Regions from separate parts of the Homo sapiens genome. Here region 1 is linked to region 2. Evidence: chromatin loops called from intact Hi-C (ENCODE). Cell type or tissue: prostate gland. All regions are shown on one strand. Links, peaks and the distances in the headings refer to the core of each region. The heading gives the core; the rest is flanking DNA.

Evidence for each region. Peaks named below come from ENCODE experiments on the same cell type or tissue, not always from the same donor. Only the 100,000 strongest peaks of a DNase experiment are listed, where the experiment ranks them.
Region 1: a loop joins it to region 2, with 2.0 times the contacts of the local background. A loop is called at or near these places in 4 of 110 quality-filtered maps.

Annotation. Positions count from the first base shown.
Region 1 is chr13:44,905,371-44,908,283 of GRCh38, reverse strand. All of the region lies in intron 1 of LOC107984619 (a long non-coding RNA gene), which reads left to right. Among named protein-coding and RNA genes, the nearest start is that of TRE-TTC2-1, 11 kb to the left of the region's middle. In prostate gland, for the core only: no CTCF peak of the experiment used is centred there; a DNase peak (open chromatin) is centred at 1,343; H3K27ac peaks cover 2,500 bases.
Region 2 is chr13:44,853,350-44,856,262 of GRCh38, reverse strand. All of the region lies in intron 3 of LOC105370187 (a long non-coding RNA gene), which reads left to right. Among named protein-coding and RNA genes, the nearest start is that of LINC00330, 45 kb to the right of the region's middle. In prostate gland, for the core only: no CTCF peak of the experiment used is centred there; DNase peaks (open chromatin) are centred at 1,532, 1,852 and 2,432; H3K4me3 peaks cover 412 bases; H3K27ac peaks cover 2,500 bases.

The DNA.
Region 1 (2,913 bases), core at 184-2,683, 52 kb before region 2:
ACATATATATGTGTGTATTCATATATGTATATAAATATATATATATATAAAATCATTCTGCTTGTAAGAAAGTTAGACCCTAAGTGTTCATGAATGTCTAGTCTCCTGTTACTCTTGTCCTCATGTTGTGTCCCCCATAGAGCAAACAGACCTCCAAGAAAGGAAGATACAGTGAGTAAGACCACAGCTCTAGGCCTAGCATGGTGGCTCACACCTGTAATCCCAGCACATTGGGAGGCCTGAGGCAGGTGGATCGCTTGAGGTCAAGAGTTCGAGACCAGCCTGGCCAACATGGTGAAACCCCATCTCTACTAAAAATACAGAAATTAGCTAGGCATGGTGGCGGGCCCCTTAATCTCAGCTACATGGGTGGCTGAAGCAAGAGAATCACTTGAACCCGGGAGGCGGAGGTTGCAGTGAGCCGACATTGCTCCACTGCACTCCAGCCTGAGCGACAGAGCGACTCTGTCTCAAACAAACAAACAAACAAACAAAAGCTACGGGTCTTATCTCAAGTAAATTATTGTTAAATTTTAAGCGTTCTGCAACTTCTTGTGAGCCTATTATTATTTCAAAACAAAGTTTTAAAAAGTTTAGTGAGAAGAATAAACATAAGGAACCTATAGATTATGTGGGTTCAATACGCTGACTACCACAACAATCTGCCAGCGGACCTAAGTGCATGACACAAAGACAAAGGTAGGTCACTGCTGAATGAGGGTGATTGGCTTGGGAGTCAGTGGTAGAAAGGAGTCAGAGGGCCTGGAAGAGAATACCTATGCTTCCACTGCTCCATCAGCACATAGACGAAGCAGCTGCTGTATTCTGTTGGTTCTTTAGTTTTGAGTGACCAGGTGTAGATGTGAGTCCCTGGCATCGCAGTTCTCTGTTCCCTTCCTCACCACCAATTGCTTCCTTGTTTCACCCAAAGTTGAACTGGGTGAAACAAGTTCAACAACCCTTGGAGATGTTCTGAGGGATCAACCGTGCAGCCAGTGCAAGATTCTTTATGAAGTTCGTGTCACAGATTCATTCTCCAGCTTCTGCTTGATCCATAAGCCCCTGGCAAGCAAAATGAACTCAATGACCAGACACCAAGCAAAAAGCCTGATACTGGGGCATTGTTACTTCCCCCGTTCTGGCAGCCCTGATGCTCCTGCTAAACCCAACCTTCTCTAGTGAGTTTTCCAACTAGTTCAAATTATAAAAAAGCCAGCAGATCTGGGCACAGAGCCTTGGCTACTTTCACCAGCCGTTTTGAGTCCAAAAGCTGGTTCCTCGTTGTAAGTGGTTGCCCAGCACACGGCTCTGAAAGGAAACCTTCACAAATCCTTTTCACTTGGCCTTGTAACTTGAGCTCACGCTCCCTTTCTGGCAAGGACACTGTGGAAAATTCCCTGTGCATAGAGAGCTGGCTCCAATTCCCAGCAATTCTACGAAGTTCTCTGTAATGGTAAAAATTGGAGCAGCTTAAACATCTCCAAAGCACGGAGATCTAAAAGAGTACCTCAGGCACTGATGACAAGAAACAGAGAGTCCTGCTTTTCAGGATGGAGCTTTTAGAAGTCAGAATACATTTGCCATCAAAGGTTGTCACAGTGACTGATTCAGCCTGGAGAGTACTGCACATTAGCAAGCGCTTAATATTTGGAATTTCTTGGTAGAGCTGTCCCAGCCCGTGTTACCTTTCTTTAGGTTACCTTTCCTATTTTCTGTAATCATATGCAAACAGCTACAAGTTTGCAGAGAAATAAAGCTGGTGGGGAGGGGAGAGAGTTAGTTAGCCCTGGGGAGCAGCGTCAGCCTTGATGCATGACTTGGGATGACTCTGCCAATGTGTGACCTTGGGGAAAGTTCTGTATTTTGTTCAAATCCCGGCATCATCTATAGAAAGCAATAGAACACACAGTGCCTGCCTGATAAGGTTAATGGGATGATGGCTAAATTAGCTAATGTGTGTGTGTGTGCATGCCGCCCAGTTGGCACACCTGTATTCCTACCCCTCCTCCCTCCTCCTCCTCCTGCTATTCCTCTTCTTTTCTCAAACTGTGATTTTCAAGGTGTTTTAACTGCTGGAACTTTTAAAAAATTCAATCAAATATGCATGTAGAATCACACACAGAAAACAGATAAAAACTCAAGCTGCTGCAAATGAAGCACTGATTCTGTTCCTTCTTCCTCCCCTTAGCAGTGGCTTCCACAATTCACGAGCCATAGAGATGGCTTTTCTCATTGCCTGGGAGTCCCTGCAGGGCACATGGGATTGGATCGCAGGCCCCTGGCTGCTCCCCATCTTCCGTGGCCCCTGCCTCCCAGATCTGGGCACCTGAAACCTTACCGTAGAGGGCTCTGTGTGTTTGGGGTTTAAATAAAAGCCCTCTGGACTTGAGTCCTTTCCATTCCAAGTGTTTTTTTCTGACGAACTCATTTTCCAGAGGAACGGCTGGGCTGCCTGAGAGATCTTTGCAAGCCTGAGACTTCTTTGTTCTTGTTTAGCAGTTTGAGGAGAGCTGTATCCATTCTTGTTTTGTGTCCGTGTGTCAGGAAGCTGGGAGGCACTTGGTGTGCACAGCCTTTTACTTGGGCTTATGTGTTTACCAGGATTTTATTGGCACATGGAAAAGAGTGATGGAATGAGGTATGCTGGTGTGTGAAGGGGTCAAAGGGTAAGTCACAAAACACTTGAATGTGAACTTGAACTTGCTGTTGTGTGTTCAAGTACCTCTCGGGGTCTGAAGGCCTGTCTCTGGAGCATGGCCTCAGTGTGAGGCTGTTTCTGCAGGGCCGACCTCAGAAGGCAGCCACCACAGCTAGAATTAGGCAGAGAAACCCCTAGAACTGTAAGGGCTCCAGTACTTCCCCACATAACTCGTCCCTATCCAGCCTCCCTCTCATTTTGGCCTACTGTTTCTT
Region 2 (2,913 bases), core at 183-2,682:
GAAAGAGAAAGTGTATCATGAAGTTAATGTTTTGACATGAATGTTACAGAACCGATTGGACTGAGCAGCTGGAAAGGGTAGAGGGCCCTCCTGAGAGAGGAGACTGCACAATGACATTGTGTAGGGTAATGCCAAGTGGGTTGGGTGTGCGGGAGAGCCCTGGGCATTGTGTTCAGGGAGCAGCTGTGAGAAGGGCTGGTCAGGACAATGGAGGGCTTAACATGGGAGCCTTGACCAGCCAGGCCAAGCGGGCTGTGCTTAGTCCAGGTGGCCCAGAGGGGCTGGGAGGCTCTTAGGCAGGGGGCACAGTGATAGGAGCAGCTTTAGTGATGTTTATCTGGCCTCAGTGTGCAAAATGGGACGGAGTGGGGAGAACCAGAAGCAGGGAGACATGCTGTGATGATCGCACAGTACTTCTGGAAGTACCCCGTGGGGTAGAAGGTGGGCTTCCTCTTTTCAGCCAAGACTCTAGAAAACAAAGAAACAAAGCAAACCATAAAAACTTCATGAGATTCTGGCTGGGCACGGTGGCTCATGCCTGTAATCCCAGCACTTTGGAAGGCCATGGCGGGCAGATCACCTGAGGTCAGGAGTTCAAGACCAGCCTGGCCAACGTGGTGAAACCTCGTCTCTACTAAAAATACAAAAGTTAGCCAGGTGTGGTGGTAGGTGCCTGTAATCCCAGCTACTTGGGAGGCTTAGGCAGGAGAATCGCTTGAACCTGGGAGGCGGAGGTTGCAGTGAGCTGAGATAGCACCATTGTACTCCAGCCTGGACAACAGGAGCGAAACTCCGTCTCAAAAAAAAACAAAAAACAAACAAAAAAAAAACTTCATGAGATTCTTCAATGAATTAATGTGGGCCTTATCCACATTCTGTTTCCTACAAACTACTCTTCAGTAAATCAATTTCCTCCCCTTGAAGTGTTTTTAAAAATGTTTCTATTTAACTCGTGTGCAGCTGCGTATCGCCTGGGCCTTGTCCTGGAGCCTGGGATGCAGTCATGTTAATCACCTTGTGAGGGGACCTGGTCAGTGTGCTTATCACTGGGCAGCCCCTAATCTCCAAAGAGAAGGAAATCCATGGAGTCAGCCACAGGAAAAACATATTATGAGAAGTGAATACTAATTACTAGAGAGGATCTGAGAAGTTCATGGATCATAGAATTGTAAAACAGCAAGGACTTCTAGGTATCATTCAATCCAACTTTCTATTTCATTGAGGAAACAGGCCCAGAGAGTTTGATGACATCTCCAAGATCACACAGCAAGTTAGCAGCAGAACAGCAGTTAGAATGTGTGCCTCCAGGCTTTCAGTAGCCTTCCACCGTGCCACATGGAATACTGTCCATTAGGAACATCAAATATACAATGAGTCAAGAAAGATAAGGTTAAACAAGGAGGAACTGTGAAAGCTAATAGCTGGGTCTGTCTATATACAGAGAAAGGTTATATGAGCACACACTGTCCTATGAATAAAAAGGCACGCGGCTTCTGTTCTCTCCAGTGTAGCTCTCTGGCATGTCATTGGCTGGTCCTAAATGGCTTGGGGACAGCTGCCCAGTGTTGGGACGTGAGGGAGGAACACTTAATCCTCATTAAGGAGGGGCTGCAGGGCGGAGGGCCAGTCCTACCACCTCCCCAGGAAGGTTTTCAGTGTCACAGCCTCTCCCTTCACAGGTTTGCAAGGGAGAAAAAAGGAGAGGACTGCAGTGGGAGAGAGGTGTTGAGAAAAAATAAGAGAGGGAGAATGTTGAAAGGTCGAGCTGAGGGCTTGGCTCAAATGTAAATGTTCAGAACATTATGAAGGCGCTTTAAATAGACCTCTCACAGGTGAACACAGTGACAGAGAAAAGCTGCCGGTACTCCAGGGAACTAAGTAAATAAGCACAGATGTCAAATATTCAGAGTTGGATGGGGCTGGGGTGGACCAGGAGCTCAGCAGAAAATACAAGAATGTCTTTGGTTTTAATTGCCAAGTCCTGTTCTATTAGATGGCACCTGAGGAGTTGCTCATATTTCAGGAAATATTTTCTGCTTAGGGACTTTCAGAGGAATAAGTGAAAATCCAGCCTCCACTCTGAACTAATGCAGTATCCGAGTCATGAGTAGGGTTCATAAATAGCTTGAGCTTTCTTGAGGGGTCCTTATGCCATTCAATGAATCTGCCCATCAGCATGTGTTTTATATATTTTCCTTGATAATGGAAACCCAATGATTATCATTAAATAATTAGAGAATCCTATATAACCCAACACATGACCCCTGGAAAAAAGCCACACGAGCTGGTGTCCTCCCAACCCTGCTGTGTTTTTCTCTCTGAGCATAGCATAAGTGGGCATAAAACAAGAGCAAAAACACAAGCAACGGCTATGTTTGGCTTTCGATTAGGCATTAAACCTCAGACAGTTGCTAAACTTCTTGAACTCCATGGCTTCAGTCCAGGTTGGAAAGCAGGTCAAACAAGTCAAGCTGAGTAGAGGATGCAATCTTTTGTTCTCAGCAGGCTTTGAAGTTTGTTTTAGGATTAATATTTAACTTTAGATCTTAACTATTTTATGCCTCAATTTCTCCACATACAGACAATACATAAATCTTGCAATGAAAGAAGATCACACTTTCTTGTAAATGTAAATAGTATAAACTCTTTCCTTTGGAGGGTAAAAAATGGTAGAGTTGGGGCTGTAGAACGGTGTGGTCCAATAGGGGTATAATGTGAGGCCCAAGCACAGGAGTGTTAACTTTCCTAATAGCCACATTTAAAAAGTCAAAACAAGTAGGTGAAATTAATTGTAATAGCATACATATTTTATTTATTAATTTTAACAGCCCATTTTTATTTTTGTATGTTAACATGGAATCAATATTTTAAAAATTATTAGTGAGATATTTTACATTCTTTTCTTTATACAAG